Regions from separate parts of the Homo sapiens genome. Here region 2 is linked to region 1. A link is a loop called in an ENCODE intact Hi-C map of the cell type or tissue named here. Cell type or tissue: adrenal gland. All regions are shown on one strand.

Region 1 (4,000 bases):
TCAGTCTCTGGTCTCGTTTGTCTAGTTCCTGGGAGTCACTGCAGCCAGAGCCCTCTCACCCCTACTAGGCTCAGCCCAGGTGGAGGCGAGATGAGCTGGCGCAGCCCCGCCCTCCATCCTCCCCACATCCCTGCAGCCACCTCCCAGCAGAGCAGGCTACGTCCTCACTGAGGTGTTCTTCATGAGAGTACTAGCCTCCTCCACTCCTCCCCACAGCGCAGAGGAAACAGGCCAGCCCAGTGACATGACGTTATTAGTTTTGTTTTACCTAATGTAATAAATTTTATTGTATAAATATATCACCATTTACATGAGGGGAAACACTAGCCAGAGATGATTAGTGCATTTCTGTACACCGTCCTTTTCCCCATTTTCCAACTCCTTCCTCTAGGCAGTACTCACCCCCTGCACCCACACCTACACACAGGCACATGCCCACACACACATGCATGCACACACAAATACACACCCACATGCACACACACCACACACCCCCATATATACAGACACCTCACGCACAACCACACACCCACATACACATACACACACACATACACATACACACAAACACACCACACCCACCCACATGCACCCACACCACATCCCCATACACACATCCACACACACCCACACACGCATACTCATACAGACCACACCCCCCATACACACCTCACGCACACCCACACACCCACATACACACATATGCACACACAAATATGCACACACCACACCCATCCACATGCACACACCACACCCCATACACACACATCCACACACTCACACCCACACACATACACACTCATACACACCACACCCCCACACACACACACATGCACACACCGCAACCTCCACACACACACACACATACATGTGCACACACCACACCCCCACACACACACACACTCACACACACACACACCCCAATCACTCAGCTGTCCCATCCCACCTGCCCCACCACAGGCATCTTCAGTGGTGAAGTGGGGGTGCCCATCCTTGTAGGCGATTCTTTCCCCCTATGCAGAGCCCTCTCCTCTTTCCACCGATCTGGCCTGAGGCCTGTGGGTCAGTGAGTCTGGATATGGAGCTGGTTCTGGGGCAAGAACAGACTTGAAGGAAGCCTGCAAAATTGAGGAGAATCCCAGGGCTTTGAGTAACAGAGGTCAGCCCCCCAACTTGTCGGAAAGGAGGATGAGCCAGAGGCCTGGCTCAAGGGACAGGGAGAGCCCAAGACAGCAGCTGCCAGAGGCCTAGGGCATGCGCCTCAGGACCTTACCTGGAGCAGGCCCCTTAGGACTCCATGGGGTCTGTGCAGGGAGCCTGGGAGGCTGTCACCCAGGCTTAGGGAGCTGCTCTGGGGAGCAGCTGACCGAGAAGAAAGCAAGAATTCAGCACACGGCTTGCACGGCTTCCCCCTGCATGTCCCCGCTGTGGCAGGCTGCACTGGGGGCCAAGGGAGCCACAGATCCTTCCTGCAGCCCACCTCTCCAGGTGTCCCGTGAGCCCGCCTGAACCTGGGGGTGAGGTTAGGAAGACTGGCATTCCACATGGAAGTTTCTGGTACACCAGTCACACCCAGAAACATATACAGATAGTGAGGCCTCCCTTTTTCAGCCCTTCTCACCCTCTGAGAGAGACAGATGCCCTCCCCACCCACCCCCATCCACCACCCGCGCGCGCGCGCGCACACACACACACACACGCACACACTCCTCTGTGGCCTCCAGCCTGGCCAGAGGCCTCCCTTTCCTAGCTGCACCAGCCCACCATGCCCAGCAGAGGGCACTGCTGGGCTCCTGCTGAAGGGTCTCTCCCAGAAGTTCCCTCCGAAGCTCCCGTCATCGCATGTGGGGTCGCCTCCCTGTCTGTGGTGGACTGTGTCCCAGCCCCTTTTTCCCAGCAACAGCCCCTGCCGGAAGGAGAGCGAACTCTGGGGGGCCGGCACAGACTGCGGACACGGGCTAGGGCCCTGCACCCTGCCCCCGCCTGCTTCTGCCATGCGTCCCTGTGTGTCTGCATGTGGCGGTGTCCTGGTGTGCGGGCTCCTCTGTGAGCACCAGAGCGACTCCATCCACTGTCTGTGTCATCTGTGTCTGTGCAAATGTAATTACTTGTGCATCAGAGCCGCCTCCAGCCAACACCTGAATGTCACTGGGTTGGGGGGAATAAAACCTGTTTGGACCTGATGATCTCTTTGGGGGAAGAAGTGAGCCCACATTTGAGACCCTTTCCGGAGAGCCAGCCACTCCAGCAGATGGGAAGACTGGCTTGTGCCCGGTACCGGAAAGAAACCAGATGGTGACTCAAACGAACACAGACCCAAGGCCTCACGCACAGATTTCCTGCTGCTGCTCCCTTCTGAGCCTTTTGTTAAGTTCTCATGGGGATCCACGAACCTCAGAGGGAGGGCCTAATACCCCATCCACCTTCGATGCAAGAAAGAGGAGGACAGAGCCTGTCGGGAAAGCCCAACCTGGCTCTAGAAGGCTCCTTGCAAGCCCAGTGGCTGGTCCTTCCAGCCTGCCTGGAACTACCCCTTCACAGAACCGCAGGCCTCTCCCAGGAAGGGATGGCCAATGGCTGCGCCTCCCCTTGGGGATAGTCCTGGGGGATGGTGGCTCTCCTGCTGGTCCTCTGTGTGTGGTCTGGTGTCGGTGCCCTACAGAATAGATCCATGCGGTGTTGCTTCATGTACAATCCCTCACTGTGCATGTCGGCTTCCTGCTGGGGGGAACTGATGGGAGTGGACCAGGCACCCCTGCTCCTGTCTGGACAGCTGCACACCACAGGGTGGCACCCCACCCCAGTCCTCCCCTTCCCCACGTGTGTGTGCACGTGGTGACTGAAGCTGCCATCCCACACATCAGCCTCTTTCTCAAGCACATCACTGCACGGTCCCACCGCCTTCCCTCACCTCTTGCCTTTTTACATTAGAGCACGTTCTGGTAAAGGCCAATCCGTTCATACAGGTAAGTGCATGGGAGGCCAGGCAGAAGAAACAAGACCTCACTCACGAAAGACAAAACTGCTGGAGGGGAAGTCAGGACATCTGGGTTCTAGTCCTTAATTCTGTTGGTAACTTCCTGCGTGATTTGAGATAAAAACCACCTAATCCCCTGAGTCTCCGCGCTCTTATAAAGCCTTCTCTGGAGAATTACGGAAAGTCTGGAACATTTCTGTATGTCAGCAATTTAGCAAATTACAGGGAGGGGCTGGGAGAGGTGGTTTTCACCACTTTCCTCTTGCCTGGTGCTTAGTGCTGTGGTACCTGGCTGGTCTCAGGTACCCACTGGTGTGAGACGGGAGATGGGAAAGAAGTAGTAAAGGGCTGGGGTGTTTGCCTTCGTCCCTGTGGGGGACTAGAGGTGGGGCTGCACCTCTGCTACGGTAAGGACAGTGCCCTGAAGGAGGCCCAGGTCTGCGAGGGAGCCCTCGGCAGTGGGCAGGCAGACCTGCTCCAGACTAAGCATCTCCCCTTCACCTGGGGCTGTGGCCCTGGGAAGCACTTGGGGGTCCTGCTGAGCATCCCCCACCTCCCAGGCTCTGGGTGCCTCAGAAGCCCCAGTGTAATGTGTGGTGAGAGGCTGTTTTCTCCTGGGAGAGAAGGAGGTGGATTGCATGGAGAAGAAATGGTGTTGATGATGCTGCAAGTCCCCCCAGGCTAAAGGTCCCTAGTGCACAGCCCTGCGCATCTTCCTGTCCACTGTGCCTGATTCTGGTTTTGGGAAGTGAAGTGTGAACTGCTCTGAGAACTCCCTCAGCAGGGCTGCGGTGATGCCATGTGTGACGTCCCTGAAAGGGATTGGTGCTCCTAATCACCTTTGCTAGGGCTCACTGTGTGGGATAAACATACCCTGCCTGCCTCCAAGCCCCAAGGCTAGATCCAGGCTGTAGTGCAGACGGGACCCTGGGATGCCAGGTCACTCCAGAAAGCAGCTGCTGGGTGCCCCCTCGTTATCAGCCTTCTCGTCAGGAAGTCAGGGAAAGCTCTCTTCCCCAAGGG
Region 2 (4,000 bases), 420 kb after region 1:
TGTTTTTCTTTTCCATATATCTCTGTCTTCATAAAAAAAGAAAGAAAAGGAAAAGAAGCAAGAGTTATCATAACTGTTATTTAGAAGAGATCTAATCCTAGTTATTTCCTTCCTTTCCCCCATCTTATATGCTGTCACAGGACAAAACAATTGAAGAGCTCAGGCAATCTTTAGCAAATGTTGAAAGGATGAAAGAGAAGGCAAATGTTGAAACGATGAAAGAGAAGGCAGTTGTGAAAACAGAAAACTTGAAAACTACATTAGACTCTGCAGAGCAAAAGGCAAGATCAGACAAAGAGAAGACCCAGCAGATGTTAGATGCTGTCACTTCTGAGCCCCCAACAGCAAAGAGCGCACCTGAAGAAGTATCAGGACAAGAACAAGAGGTTTTTTCAAAATAGTAAAATTAAAATTAATTTAGTTGAAGTGATAAACACCCACGCCTACTTAGACTGTAACTAACTTGACAAAAGGGAATATTGGCTTATGGAATCATGAGTTAAACAACCTAACCTCCAGGTGGGCGGAGATACACCTGGGCCCCAGGATCAGCACCTGGAACCTACAAGCCCTTTCTCATGGTCACTTCTTGGCATCTATGTGTCAGCTCATCTGTCTGACTGCTGGTTGGTTTTCTCCATGACAGGAAACATGATCACTGGCAACCATGGAGATTTATATGGAGTTTCTGTGACAGGAGAGAGAATCCCAAGAAAAGGTCTTATTGACCCAGTTTAGGTCAAGTGCTTATCCCTGCTAAACCCACAGTGGCTAGGGATGGGATATATGATTATTTTATATACTCTAACAAGTGACCAGGAGTGTAGAGTTCTATGACATCATGTGTCATCATGTGAAGCTCAGGGGAAACCATGTGTGTCACTTTCTGTGTCACTGTCTAGGAGAATATAGTAGTGCTTCTTAACTTGCTTAGATTTTCACTATACTTATAAAGCAAATATTTCGAGAGAATTTTTTAAAGGCCAACTGATCATCTGGGGCAATTTTTAAATTATATGTCACTTCTCCATATATTAGTTGCTTATGAAACTTATACCTTAAGATATGCTTAAAACATAAAGTCATGATATTAGCATTTTCACTTTTTTCTCTCTTTAACTTCTGTGTGTTCACTTTCTTGATTGTTTCTATTCCTCTCTTTTATTTTTTGAGACAGAGTCTCACTCTGTTGCCCAGGCTGGAGTGCAGTAGCATGCTCATGGCTCACTGCAGCCTCGACCTCCTGAGCTAAAGCAGTCCTCTCACTGCAGCCTTCCGAGTAGCTGGGGCTATAGGCGTGCCACCACCACACCTAATTTTTGTATGTTTTGTAGAGACAGGGTTTCACCATGTTGCCCAGGCTGGTCTCAAACTCCTGGGCTCAAGCAATTCTCCTGCCTTGGCTTCCCAAAGTGCTGGGATTACAGGTGTGAGCCACCGTGTCTAGTCCCTTATTTTATTTTCAGTCAAATCTGTTTTCCTTTGGTCACCTTGTAGTTCACTCTTCACTTTTTAGATGATTTAGTGTTTTCTTGCCTGAGTTCAACTCTCACATCTAGATATCTTGGACTATTCTGAATTATTACATTTCTGATTCAAAATAAAGTTTTTCCCCCCATTTTTGCAAATCCTTTAAAAATTGATATTTAATTTTTTTCAGGGGTGTTGTGTCAAATATTTGTCCTGTGTTTCACGGCTGTGTTTTTTTTTTTGTTTTTTGTTTTTTTTTTTTTGAGATGGAGTTTCGCTCTTGTCACCCAGGCTGGAGTGCAATGGCATGATCTCGGCTCACTGCAACCTCCACCTACTGGGTTCAAGTAATTCTCCTGCCTCAACCTCCTGAGTAGCTGGGATTACAGGCAGTGCTACCATGCCCGGCTAATTTTTGTATTTTTAGTAGAGATGGGGTTTCACCATGTTGGCCAGGCTGGTCTTGAACTCCTGACCTCAGGTGATCCAACTTCCTTGGCCTCCCAAAGTGTTGGGATTACACGTGTGAGCCACCATGCCCGGCCCATGGCTGTCTTTTGGGAGTATTTTTTTTTTCATCGCCTGAACAGTTTAGATGATAGTGTCTTTCTATTTTCTTCTTAAAGTAATTTTATGTGAATATAATTTGCCATTTGTCTGTATTCACTTTCAAATTCCTTGAATTGCTCTGGTCTTCAGATGTTTCTACTTTAGGGTAGCTGGAGGCAGGGCTTACTCACTAGGTTCCTTAGCTCAATACTACCCTCTTCTGTTGGCACAGTGAGTGCAGTTTCTAAAGTTTACTAGATCAAGCCTTTTTGGGAGTGAGGGTTTATATGATGTCTGATTCTGTAATACTGTCTCATTTGTATAAACATATTAATTTCCACTGTTTGCTTTTTTCTTTTCCTTTATTACCAAGCCTCCAAGGAACACAACTACCTCCCTCTCCCCTCAGAAACCTTGCCCTCTACAACTGCCATTTTTGGTCTCATGTGCTTCCAAGACCCTTGCTTTTCCTTCATTTGTCAGTGTTCTGATCCACCAGATCTCAGATTTGTTCTTGGTATTTCACCATTTATGATCTGTCTTGTTTCTGGGGGTAAGGTTGTCTGTGTTCTACACCAGTGAAAATTAGCTGCACCTTCCTCTGTAGCTGCCTCTGCTGGTTTAGAATATTTATTTCCCCACTAACATGCAAATTGAAGTTTGTGGTATTCTCTAGTTTTGCTTTAGGCATGATTTATAGGTAGTTTTTATTTGATCTCCGTGTTGATCACTATGGTTTTTGGAGGATGGGTAGAAAAATGTGTTTTTAGGGGACTGGTATTATCATTCAGCAAATCAGAAGTCCAAAACGTAATTACCTTATGGATGAAAAATAACAAAATAAGCAGCAATAAAATTAAGTTTACTCTATAAAAGTGTAAAAGCAAGAAAAAATTTAAATGCAAAGGAAATTTTAAATAGAGTTATTGTAATAGAAGAGACCATTTTTCTAGCTTAAAAATATTGTTTGAAAGTAGAATATATTACATTTAATAATGTTTAATAAGACTAAATTTCTAGTACCAATTCTTTGTACATAATACCTGGGTGACCCAAACTAATAACATATCTTGATTTCTGTAATGGTTGTTTGTAGCTTAGTGACTTTCAAGAAACTATTCTCAGCTACTCAGGAGGCTGAGGTGGAGGTTGCAGTGAGCCAAGATCACTGCACTCCAGCCTGGGCGACAGAGTGAGACTCTGTCTCAAAAAATAATAAATGAATAAAATTTAAAATTTAAAATAAAAATGGAAACTGCTCACCTTCCGAGGTAGTTTTAGATGTACCCAAGATATCCTCTGTGGGAACAAGTCAGAATCTGGACAGGCCTGTGGGACTCGATGCCTGTTTTAGAGAGCTCTTCAGCATGGGCGGGGTGAGATTATACTGGACCTTACAGAAGTACCATTTTGGAACAAAATAATTATCTTGAATATTCATTCAAGGGATAAATGAGAATCACTTTCCAAATGGCCACAGCCATGATTCCCAAACTGTGTGCCAAGGCACACTGGTGCACTGTAAGGATCTCAGCATGCCATGGAATGTTTTGATTTTATTTATATATTTATTGAGATGGAGTCTTGCTGTGTCACCCAGGCTGGAGTGCAGTGACGTAATCTCGGCTCACTGCAACCTCCGTCTCCCAGGTTCAAGCAATTCTCCTGTCTCAGCCTCCTGAGTAGCTGGGACTACAGGGGCCTGCCACCACGCCCGGCTAATTTTTGTATTTTTAGTGGAGACGGGGTTTCACCTTGTTGGTCAGGCTGGTCTCGAACTCCTGACCTCCGGTGATCCACCCACTTCAGCCTCCCAAAGTGTTGTGATTATAGGCATAAGCCACCGTGCCCAGCCTAAATATTTTGATTTTAAAGGGAAGCACTGTAATATTTGACATCTGTCAGGAAGGTACATGGATACTAGCTTCAACATTACATCACCCTTCATTCTTTTTGATGACATACCTTTGTGATAGAAACT

Evidence for each region. Peaks named below come from ENCODE experiments on the same cell type or tissue, not always from the same donor. Only the 100,000 strongest peaks of a DNase experiment are listed, where the experiment ranks them.
Region 2: a loop joins it to region 1, with 4 times the contacts of the local background. A loop is called at or near these places in 16 of 110 quality-filtered maps.

The regions. Positions count from the first base shown.
Region 1 is chr14:64,762,725-64,766,724 of GRCh38, reverse strand. The region is part of intron 32 of SPTB (spectrin beta, erythrocytic); the gene reads left to right. Among named protein-coding and RNA genes, the nearest start is that of MIR7855, 21 kb to the left of the region's middle. RefSeq lists an enhancer at 1-358. In adrenal gland, a CTCF peak has its summit at 1,821 (motif pointing right); DNase peaks (open chromatin) are centred at 1,994, 2,564 and 3,964; H3K4me3 peaks cover 381 bases; H3K27ac peaks cover 2,057 bases.
Region 2 is chr14:64,342,569-64,346,568 of GRCh38, reverse strand. It overlaps the pseudogene TEX21P. Among named protein-coding and RNA genes, the nearest start is that of MTHFD1, 44 kb to the left of the region's middle. In adrenal gland, a CTCF peak has its summit at 2,233 (motif pointing left); no DNase peak of the experiment used is centred here.